Regions from separate parts of the Homo sapiens genome. Here all the other regions are linked to region 2. A link is a contact called in ENCODE Hi-C or POLR2A ChIA-PET data. All regions are on one chromosome and are shown on one strand. The core of a region is the stretch at or near the end of the contact, and the rest is flanking DNA. Distances in the headings are between cores, read along the strand shown. Region 1 overlaps TBCE (tubulin folding cofactor E). Region 2 holds the start of IRF2BP2 (interferon regulatory factor 2 binding protein 2). Region 3 holds the start of TBCE (tubulin folding cofactor E).

The links. Hi-C counts contacts between places; a loop is a spot of excess contacts on that map. ChIA-PET counts read pairs that join two places held with the same protein, here RNA polymerase II (POLR2A). Pooled maps may share reads with other maps.
Region 1: a loop to region 2 is called in a pooled map, with 3 times the contacts of the local background. The contact joins the enhancer-like site here to the promoter of IRF2BP2 in region 2. A Hi-C loop is called at or near these places in 1 of 37 single-sample maps with no recorded cell type and 7 of 50 pooled maps. POLR2A ChIA-PET finds 5 or more read pairs at or near these places in 2 of 52 experiments (T-cell and naive thymus-derived CD8-positive, alpha-beta T cell).
Region 3: a pooled map shows a loop between it and region 2 (6-fold over the local background). The contact joins the promoter of TBCE here to the promoter of IRF2BP2 in region 2. A Hi-C loop is called at or near these places in 6 of 50 pooled maps. POLR2A ChIA-PET finds 5 or more read pairs at or near these places in 3 of 52 experiments (OCI-LY7, activated CD4-positive, alpha-beta T cell and naive thymus-derived CD8-positive, alpha-beta T cell).

The regions. Positions count from the first base shown.
Region 1 is chr1:235,413,413-235,416,966 of GRCh38, reverse strand. TBCE (tubulin folding cofactor E) reads right to left here. Exons shown (of 17, transcript NM_003193.5): 4 at 2,349-2,534. Among named protein-coding and RNA genes, the nearest start is that of TBCE, 48 kb to the right of the region's middle. Within about 2 kb of position 1,528, at least 3 of the 41 ENCODE cell types and tissues checked have a DNase peak (open chromatin) inside an H3K27ac peak, as active enhancers do.
Region 2 is chr1:234,608,928-234,612,424 of GRCh38, reverse strand. IRF2BP2 (interferon regulatory factor 2 binding protein 2) reads left to right here and starts at 2,247. Exons shown (of 2, transcript NM_182972.3): 1 at 2,247-3,497. The coding sequence starts at 2,931. RefSeq lists silencers at 1,023-1,622, 2,103-2,292, 2,353-2,452, 2,833-2,912, 3,153-3,432 and enhancers at 1,873-1,972, 2,075-2,772.
Region 3 is chr1:235,365,668-235,369,588 of GRCh38, reverse strand. It overlaps TBCE (tubulin folding cofactor E), which reads right to left and starts at 2,162. Exons shown (of 17, transcript NM_003193.5): 1 at 2,085-2,162. It overlaps LOC124904559 (a long non-coding RNA gene), which reads left to right and starts at 2,169. Exons shown (of 2, transcript XR_007066957.1): 1 at 2,169-2,379; 2 at 2,966-3,236. RefSeq lists enhancers at 1,863-2,202, 1,742-2,455.

The sequences.
Region 1 (3,554 bases), core at 279-2,778, 810 kb before region 2:
AGGTTTTATGTTGTAACTGAGGAAACTGAGGCTTAGAAACAATAAGCAGCTATCTCTAACTTCTGTCAGAGCCAAAAGTGCCTTAGCTGGCGGCTGAACCCAGCCTAACTCCAACACTGGCTGCATTCCACCAAGCTGTCTCATAATTTCTGAATTGACTAATCTCCAGCCAACATATGAGATTACTCCAGAATCTCTAAAATTTTACCTTTTCAATCAAGAAAGACACTAGCTAATGATTAAATGCAATGATACTCAAGTAGTAGGGTCATTTACAGAAAAATTCATGAGTTACATAGCTGTTCATAAACTAGGGGACGAAAATCCATTTGCAATTTGTTAATATTCTCAGAAAGAGATTAACCAATTAAAAAAATGCTTCCTTTGGGTAAGAGATATGTAAATATTTGGGGTTTTTTTTTTTTGGTTTGTGTGTCATTTGAGACAAGGTCTCACTATGTCACCTAGGCTGGAGTGCAGTGGTGCAATCATGTCTCACTGCAGCCTTGACCTTCTGGGTTCAGGTGATCTTCCCACCTCAGCTTCCCAAATAGTTGGGACTATAGGCACGCACCACTACACCCAGCTAATTTTTGCATTTATTTATTTATTTTTTTTGTAGAGACAGGGTTTTGCCATGTTGCCCAGGCTATTTGTATTTTAAATGGGAAAAAATAAAGCAAAGAACTCTAACCCTATGAAGCATGTAGTTCTTTAAATCCAAGTAAATCAGTAGGGTAAACAGTAAAAACTGTTCATGATAGTTACGTCTTTTTTTTCTTTTTTTTTTTTTTTTTTGAGACAGAGTCTCATTCTGTCACCCAGGCTGGAGTGCAGCGGCATGATCTCGGCTCACTGCAACGTCCACCTCCCAGGTTCAAGCGATTCTCTTGCCTCAGCCTCCCAAGCAGCTGGGACTACAGGTGCGTACCACCACACCCAGCTAATTGTTTGTATTTTTAGTAGAGACAGGGTTTCACCATGTTGGCCAGGCTAGTCTCAAATTCCTGGCCTTAAGTGATCCAACTGCCTCGGCCTCCAAAAGTGCTAAGATGACAAGCATAAGCCACCGCACCCAGCCCGTTTACGATACTTATATCTAAGTGGTGGCATTAATCATGATACTTTTTTGTTCAATCTGTAATTTCTAAATTCTCAACAATAAAGGTATCTTGTTTTATAAAGAACAGTCCATTTGTTCCTTTTTCTAAAACTCTTGATTTATTCTGAGTTTTTTTTAATGGGGGCCATGTATGCTAAAGAGTAGATGTACCAAGAAATGTATTTATTTTCCACATTGTCCCCATGTGCACTTTTATTAATAACAACAATAACAAAAGATAGTAAAGAAATTTACTTTGGACAGAACTATAGCTTAATTCTTTTAGAGACTGAAAGAAAATATATTGCAGGCCTCCAAGTGGCCACAAATTTATCCTCACAGTGGCCACCAGGGGTCCTTACCCAGATGCCTCGTCCAAGTCACTCACCACAGTAGGAAGCTGCAAGGCCTGGCCAGTTCTTGTGCAGCCATGACTGGTTTTGTGTAAATACTATCTTTCTCTCTCTTTGATTCAAGCAGTTCACTGGAATGACTAGAAAGCCTCCTTGTACAAAGTCACAATATACAGTTTCAGAGAAAAGAGAATGTTCTTGTGCAGCAGTTTTAAAGGGCATTATTTTAAGGCCGGGTGCTTAATCCCTGTAATCCCCAGTGCTTTGGGAAGCCAAGGATCACTTGAGCCCAAGAGTTCAAGACCAGCCTGGGCAACATAGCAAGATCCTGTCTGTATAAAAATAAAAATACAATACAATACAATACAATAAAATGCATTAGAGCCCATATCCCAAAATTGTGATTGAGCAGATCTGGGATGGGACCAAGGATGCCGCATGTTCCACAGCTCCCCAGGTGATGAAGATGTGCAGCCCGAGGTGAGAACTACTCCCTACTATTAACAGACGGCACCAGCACGCTCCACGGCATAGGGAACAATTCAGACTGCTGTTTCCATTCCCAACTTACCATCATCACCATGAAATAGAAAAGAACCCAAACGTCAGCCTTGGTTACTTAGTCAACACGAGATAATATGATGTGAATAGTAATAATGGGCCAATAAATATTTCAATTGCAAACTGGATAAATCTACCAATCCTGTGCTAACATAAGAATTTTAATTTCCCTAAATAATTCTTGGATTCCTCAGATTTTGATTCCGTTTCTGTGGAACCATAAACCAGTTTAGGAGCAAAGTCATGAGCATCCATATACAGTCATGGGTATTTCAATTCTGAACCTTAATAAAACCATAAAAGTCAGCTCTGCCGTTATAAACTCCACTTACCTTTGCTGTTTCATAATAGAGTCAAAACCGATAGTCTCCACAGGTTTATTTCCAATTGTAACAATTTGCTCTTTTCTATCTTCCTCTGGTCCATCTTCTAACACATAGCGGTTCTTAATTGCAGTAAGAAAGTCTGTTCCAAAATTTACCTTGTTCGGACGAATAAAGGATCCTCCTGTCGGGTGCCTGGTAAAGAAGAGCAAATGAAACACAGAAAATATTACCCACCAAGAAAGGCCATAAATACAATTTTCTGAAGGTCTTCAAAAATTTCTACATGCTAAAAAATCAAAATTAGCATAAAAGAGAATATCACATACTAAAATAATATATAATCAGTATGATTGACCATAAAGGGTTATGATCTTATGCAAGCATGTTAAATCCCTTTAAATAAACTAACAAGTAATATGAAACTGACAATTCACATTAGAAAAAACAGAAGTATTAAATCCATGGGGGTGGCCAGGCACGGTGGCTCATGACTGTAATCCCAGCACTTTGGGAGGCCAAGGCAGGAGGACCACCTGAGGTCAGGAGTTCAAGACCAGCCTGGCCAACATGGCGAAACCCCCATCTCTACTAAAAATACAAAAATTAGTCCAGCGTGGTGGTGCACACCTGTAGTCCCAGCTACTAGGGAGGCTAAGGCGGGAGAATTGTTTGAACTCGGGAAGTGGAGGTTGCAGTGAGCCAAGATCATGCCACTGCACTCCAGCCTGGGTGACAGAGCAAGACTCCATCTAAAAAAAAAAAAAAAAAAAAAAAAATCGTAGGTGGATTATATACAAAATCATTTATTTATTTATTTACTTATTTATTTTTTATTTTGGTAACAGAGAGAGACCTTGTCACTTAAAAAAAAAGAAGAAACAGTGAACTCTATAAATTGATCAAAATTGTATTATAAACACTATTTCAGCTTACGATCATTACTTTTTTTCTTTTTTTTTTTTGAGACAGAATCTCACTCTATTGCCCAGACTGGAGTGCAGTGGCGCAATCTTGACTCACTGCAACCTCCACCTCCTGGGTTCAAGCAGTTCTCCTGCCTCAGCCTCCCAATTAGCTGGGACTACAGGCATGTGCCACTACACCCAGGCTAATTTTTCTATTTTTAGGAGAGACAGGGTTTCACCATGTTGGCCAGGCTGGTCTTGAACTTCTGACCTTAAGTGATCCTCCCGCCTTGACCTCCCAAAGTGC
Region 2 (3,497 bases), core at 998-3,497:
AAATAAGAAGGAAATGCTCTTCCTTTGGAGAAGAAAAGCTCCGTTTTGCAAAGATCTTAGTATCGTGGCAGAATTTCTATCTCTAATTCTATTTTAGGATGGAGTGGCAGGCTCTCCCCTTGAGGCCATTACAGTACCAGCTTGCAGAGAAATGAGTATAATTAGGCCACAACTCTAATGGTGAGTTGTGTTTTCTTTTAGTATGTTTCAGTCAATGCTTAGTGGGGCCGTCTCTTGGGGGCGATGAGTTGGTTCATTTCTCTGCAGCACAAGGACTGGACTTCATCCCCTTTGGGCAGTGACGCAGTGGGTGAAGGCATGTACTGGAATGAGTGTCACAGGGTCTCTGAGGAGGGTGACCAAAGGGACAGGTCTTGAAAGCGGTGTGCAACAGCAGGGCCTGGGAGTGACCAAACCCGCTGGCACCAGCTACTCCCGGGAAGGATCTGGACAGGCCCCATTCTCCCAGCTTGGAGAGGGTGAGGCAGGATTGCAATTGCAGGGCAAGATCCAGGAACAGATGCAGAGACCTTTAAAACAGGCGCACCTTCTATGGAAATCCCCAAAAGACATTCAAGGTTAGCCTGTAAAAACATTTAGGTCTGACATTACGTTTTCTGTGCCATTTTCGAACAGGTTTTTTCATGTGTTTTAAGCAGCTCCCTCCACTGTTTCTCTAAGGGTGTTTTTCCTCTTCCTTGTGGTTAATCCTTTGAAGCAACCTGGTATTTTCAATAGCAACGACTAGAGAGAAACGTCAGCATGATTTTTTTTTTCTCTCCACCTACCAATCCAGTTGTAGGAAAGATAATATAATTAGTACCCTGTTCTTCCCACACTTAACCAGCTCATTCCAGTCTCAAGGGAGAGTTGTGGGCCTGTGTTCCCAACAAAAGCAGCTCCAGAGGCCGCCCTTAAAGAGCTTAAGTGTAAAAGTCCCAATTGAAGAGCGACTAAGCCTACGTGTATTAGGGAGACTAACGACCAGCCCAAAGTGATTTACCATAACACACACTAGCTCCTCCTCCCGATAAAAGTGCGAAACTCAAACATTCAATTCAGTCTGGGCTGAGTCTGAGGCTGCCAACGGTGGCAGACCTGCAGGCCGGGCTCATCCCGGCCTGGGTGGCATATAGGGCAAAAGTCCGCCTCCGTCGGCGGCCCGCCCTGCGGGACGGCGGGCCAGCCAGCCAGCCGGTCGCCCCCACGGCCCTCGGGAACCTCGCGGAGGCGAGCAGGACCCCCCCCCCCCCCACTCGCGCCCTCGCCTCCCGCCACCTCGAGTCCAAGTTCGGGCCCGGGGGCGGCGCCTCGACGCCCAGACTCGCCGAAGGGGGTGGAGCCTGCGCTGTGACGCGGCCGCGCTGGCCGTAGACCCCGGATCCCTGGAATGTGCATTCGTTCCACGAGGCCCTAGTGCCAGCGGCGCCGAGGCACGTCTGCGCGGAGCGTGCGCACTCGCGGCGGCGGCCGCCCACGGCCCCGCGCCCACGTCACGCGCCCGCCGCGCATACCTACATAAGGCAGCCGGGGCGACTGGCGCGGCGAGGCCCCCGATGAACAGGGCGGGCTGGACGGGGCTAAGAGCGGCACTTGGTGTTCGGGAGAGGCTAGTCCGAACCGCGCTCCCTCCCCTCCAGAGGGCTCCGTGGAAAACGCGCGAGCCAGCTGGCGGCGTGTGCACGTGGTGCTGGGCTTGGGAATATTCACAGTCTCCCTAGTTAGTAAAAGGGACAGGCGGGGCGTATGTCCTTTCCAAGACAAATGCAAAGCACCAGTGACGGATTTCATGCTATGTGTCCGACATTGAGCTTTCAAGTATAACTCCTAAAAAACCAGAACTGTGAACCACGCTAGACCTAAATTCCCCATTCTCAGGAGACTGACGGAAACCAAGTGACAAAGTGTCCTTGCATAAAAGAAAAAAAATGATTTTTAGCACGATTTGGCCCAGAGGCACACCAGAGGAAAACATCCTGAGGGTGGTCGGGACAGCCGGGTGGGGCGCGAAGTGAGGGAAAGTGGAGGAAAAGCACTCGATCACTTTGCGCGGTGTTCCGAAGGGAACACCGGCGCTGCGCTGCTGCGCTGCCCCGCGGGCGGGCGGGCGCCGCGTAGCCGGCTCTCCCGGCAGCGCTCCTTCGGCGCGCGGGGGGAGGGGGAGCGCGCGCGCGGGAGGGCGGGCACGCGCACGAGGGGAGGGGGCCCGCGCAGGCGCCGTGCGAGACTGTCGAAGAATCAAGTCTGTAGAAGTGGAGCGGTCGCGGCGGCAGCAGCAGCAGCGACGGTGGCGGCGGCGGAGCTGAGGCGGGCTGGCCGCTGACGCTGGCGCTGGAGAGCGGCGACGCCAGGAGCTGTGAGAGAGCGGCGGAGCGACCCGGGGCCCGCGCCGCGCCCGAGCTCCACGCCGCCCGGCCGCCGCCACCCCGGCGCGGCATGCCCCGCCGCTCGGGCTGAGCCTGCCCCGGCGGCCGCCCCCCGCCCCCTGCCCCCCCGGCCTCCCCGCCCCCCGCCCCGCACTCCGTGCCGGCCGCCGCCGCGACCTGCTGCGCTCCCCCGCGCCCGCGCGGCCCGTCTTCGCCCCGGTCTGGAGGCCCGCCGCGGCTCCGGCCGAGCCCCCACCGCCGCGCCCGCCGCCCCGCCGCGCCGCGCCGCCCGCCCGTGCCCGGGCCGGCCGGGGGGAACTGCTGCCGCGGCTGCAGCCCCTCACCTCGCGCCCGCCGCCCCTCGTGCACCGGGGGCGCTGCGCGGGCGCCGAGCCTTCGCGGGCTTTGCCGCCGCCGCCGCCGCCTTTGCGGCCGCCGCCGCCGCTGGTGGGGGAGACGCGGGGTTGGGGGGGGAGGAGGGCGCGCGTGGTGCCGGTGGGGGGCGGCGGCGGCGCCCCCTCCTCCTCCTCCGCCTCCTCCTCCGGCGTCGCGGGCTCCTCGGACATGGCCGCGGCGGTGGCGGTGGCGGCCGCGTCCCGGCGGCAGTCGTGCTACCTGTGTGACCTGCCCCGCATGCCCTGGGCCATGATCTGGGACTTCACCGAACCCGTCTGCCGCGGCTGCGTCAACTACGAGGGCGCCGACCGCGTCGAGTTCGTCATCGAGACGGCGCGGCAGCTCAAGCGGGCGCACGGCTGCTTCCCGGAGGGTCGCTCCCCACCCGGCGCCGCGGCCTCGGCCGCCGCCAAGCCGCCGCCGCTCTCCGCCAAGGACATCCTTTTGCAGCAGCAGCAGCAGCTTGGCCACGGCGGCCCCGAGGCGGCCCCGCGCGCGCCGCAGGCCTTGGAGCGCTACCCGTTGGCGGCCGCGGCCGAGAGGCCCCCGCGCCTCGGCTCTGACTTCGGCAGCAGCCGCCCGGCAGCGAGCCTGGCCCAGCCGCCGACGCCGCAGCCGCCGCCCGTGAACGGCATCCTGGTGCCCAACGGCTTCTCCAAGCTAGAGGAGCCGCCCGAGCTGAATCGCCAGAGCCCGAACCCGCGGCGCGGCCACGCGGTGCCGCCCACCCTGGTG
Region 3 (3,921 bases), core at 913-3,412, 760 kb before region 2:
TGGCCTCCCAAAGTGCCAGGATTACAGGCTTGAGCCACTGCGCCCAGCCAGTTTTTGTTTTTTTTGTTTTTGTTGTTTTTTTTGAGACAGAGTCTTGCTCTATCGCCAGGCTGGAGTGCAGTGGCACGATCTCGGCTCACTGCATCCTCTGTCTCCCGGGTTCAAGCGATTCTTCTGCCTCAGCCTCCTGAGTAGCTGAGATTACAGGCACGCACCACCACGCCCGGCTAATTTTTGTATTTTTAGTAGAGACGGGGTTTCACCATGTTGGCCAGGATGGTCTCGACCTCTTGACCTCGTGATCCACCCACCTCGGCCTCCCAAAGTGCTGGGATTACAGGCATGAGCCACCACGCCCGGCCGACTTTGGCTTTCACTCCAGGTGAAATGTGTAGTCCTTGGAGGATTTTTGAGAGGAAAGACATAAATCTGATTTTTTTTTAAAGGATCAACCGAGATACTGTGATGCAAACAGACTAAAAGAGGAAAGAGCAGAAACTACTGCAGTAATTCAAGTACGAGACAACGTAACTTGAACAAGTGAAGGTGATAACAAGAGCCTGGGAGTGTGGACAGATTTTAAAGGTGGAGAGTCCATAGGATTTGCTGATATATATGGAAGAGATTAATCAGGGATGATACCAAAGATTTTCATCTAGACAAATATTTCAGTAGTGACAATGAATGTAAATCCAATAAACCTGCTAGTCAAAAGGCAGACTGGGCTGGGCACGGTGGCTCACACCTGTAGCCCCAGCACTTTGGGAGGCTGAAGCAGGTGGATCACCTGAAGTCAGGCCTTCAAAACCAGTCTGGCCAACATGGCGAAACCCCATCTCTACTACAAATACAAAAAAAAAAAAATTAGCTGGGCATGGTGGCACACACCTGTCATCCCAACTACTCGGGAGGCTGAGGTGGGAGATATGCTTGAACCTGGGAGGCGTGGTTGCAGTGAGCTGAGATTGGGCCACTGCACACCAGCCTTGGGCGACAGAGCAAGACTCCATATCAAAAAAAAAAAAAAAAAAAAAAAGCAGGCTGTCCACTTAGATTAAAAAAAAAACCCAGAGATATGCTGTTTACAACAGTATATAAAATATGAGCATACAGAAAAGTTAAAACTTAAGAATATGAAAAACGTTTGAAGCAAGTATCAAAACACAGCGGCCGTGGCTAAATTAATGCCAGAGAAAAGAAAAGTCTTCTCTCTTCATCTCTACCTCCACTAACTTTCTCTAACAGTTTGGCAATTTGTTAACCCCGTCTTCCTGCCAGGACTGCTTCTCTGAGGATAAGGCTGTCACACCATCATTTGGATCCACCCACAACTTAGAACAGTCCCCATTTGGTAGTAAACACCAAGTAAAAATAGTTACTTTAGGCCGGGCGCGGTGGCTCACGCCTGTAATCCCAGCAGTTTGGGAGGCCGAGGCGGGTGGATCATCTGAGATCAGGAGTTCGAGAGCAGCCTGGCCAACATGGAGAAACCCTGTCTCTACTAAAAATACAAAAATTAGCCGAGCGTGGTGGCACGCGCCTGTAATCCCAGCTACTCGGGAGGCTGAGGCAGCAGAATCGCTTGAACCCAGGAGGCGGAGGTTGCAGTAAGCCGAGATCAGAGATCCGCGCCACTGCAGTCCAGCCTGGGCGACAGAGCAAGACTGTCTCAAAAGAACAAACAGTTACTTTAAGTGCTCTCCACCTATTTAACGTTATTTCTCTGTCATCACCAATGTTAACTGATTCGGAAGGACGAGGCTGTTCCTCTAAGGTGACACCTTGTAAAAGTCGTTGGTCGCCTGTACCATTTTCACCTCTTCCAAAGTGACATGCCAATTCTCTGAGAGAAGCTTAAAATGCTAGAGATCACGTGCGGCTACTCCTAAATAAGGCCTTCCAGGAGGCGCAGGGTGGCCCCAACCCAGCCGGCTGGACCGCCTCCCAGCGCACGGAGCAGGCAACGCCCGGCTCTGGCAATCTGGGAAGATTCCAGGAAAGGAAGAAAAGGCCAAGAGCACTGCAGGGTGACGCACCGGCCAGGAATGCTCGTTCCGAAAGCTCCCCGAACCTCTGAAGCTCACCTGCCCGCGGAGACTCCAGGTGTTCCCAGCAGCAGCCCCTCCAGCCAACTGCCCAGCAGCGAAGCTTGAGGCTCTGGCCGGAAGTGCTGTAGGAAGTCCCGCCTCCACCGGAGTGAGGTACGGCTGCTGGAGCATAGACGAGAATGTCAGCGACAGTATTGGAGGCCAGAGGAGTGGTCAGCCCACCCAAGCCCCGCCTCTGGGCGGGGGCCCAAGCGATTTCCGAGTGCTGAAACCTGGGATGACAGAGCAGCCCAGGGAAAGCGCGTGTTCCAGTTTACTAGATACCACAGAAGTGAGTTACAAATCCTGTAAGAGGTTCAGTTCCATGCGTATTGAGAGTCTACCACGTAGGCAGCATGCGGTGGTCAAAGAGAAGAATATAGTGTTGATACCGCCAAAACTAAAAAAAAAAAAAAAATTACCTAGTTAAAGCATAAGGCAGAATGAAAGTAAATGCAGTGATAGAAAAAATAATAGAAAAAGCAACTATCCTAGACATGTTAATTTCTGTTGAAACCGCCTTTGCAAAATTTTGACAGTAAGAGAAATCTGACATGGTTTACTCCTATCTTGATTCTAGCCTCACAGACTGGCTGTCTTTGCTCATTCCTGGGCACAGGACAAACTAACTTTGGGAGAAATTTAGTTTATAGTTTAAATGATAATAACCCTTCCCCAAAACTGCCCTTTTAAAACTAAATGAAAGGCCACCAAGTTAGGAGAATGAGAGGGTCCTGAATTCTTCTAAGTTGTAATTGTAGTTAAATGATTACCACCCATTATTCCACAGGTCACAAATTCGCATCTTCCCCAATCATTCCTGCAGATAACATCACTGTTGTAGAACCTAAGATTGGCCTTTTGAGATGTCTTTTCAGGTTTTTGCATTTCTGACAAGTGGATGGCCCCACCCTGACTCATCAACCTGGGGATCCACGAACCAACTCAGTGCAAGAGGACAGCTTCTACTTCTTATGATTTCACCTCTGACCCAACCAGTCAGCACTCCCCATTCCCTGGCCCCGTACCTGTCAAACTATCTGAAAAACCCCCTAACCTCTGAGCCTTTGGTGAGATGGATTTGAGTAACAACTCTGTCTCCCACGTGGCATGGCCAGCCTCGCGTCAATTAAACTTTCTTTACTGCAATGCCATGGTTTCTGTCAATTAATTTTGTTTGTGCAGCAGGCAGAAAGAACCCATTGGTGGATACCACAGACTCCACAACAAGAGCAGTTTGGGTAGAGTGAGTGTTAGCATTCCAAAACCAGACTGAAGTGAGGTGAAGTGGAAAGGAAATTGAGGGAGCAAAGCCAAATGACTCTTCCAAGAAGTGACCTTCTAATTGTCATATTAAATGGACACAAACAGTCAGTATCCTGCTGGATGTCTCTACTGTTTTATACTTTGATAGTTCACTCCTTGAAACTAGAAACTAGATATTACAGTGATTGTTTTTTCTTTGGAAGAGGGGATTAAAAACCACATTGGAAATCTGATAAAAGCTATCTACCTACACACAAATTTTGCGTATGATTTCAAGGACTGATTAATCCTTTGAAGCCCATGAATAGGCCTCAAAGGAATCCATGGATCCCAAACTAAGACTCTCCTCAGCAGGGCACGGTGGCTCACACCTATAATCCCAGCATTTTGGGAGGCCGAGGCAAGCAGATCACTTGAGCTCAAGAGTTCAAAACTAGCCTGGGCAATGTGGCGAAACCCTGTCTCTAAAAAAACACAAAAATTAGCCAGGCGTGGTGGTAGGTGCCTGTAGTCCCAGCTACTCAGGACGTTGAGTTGGGAGAATCTCTTGAGCAGGGGAGACAGAGGT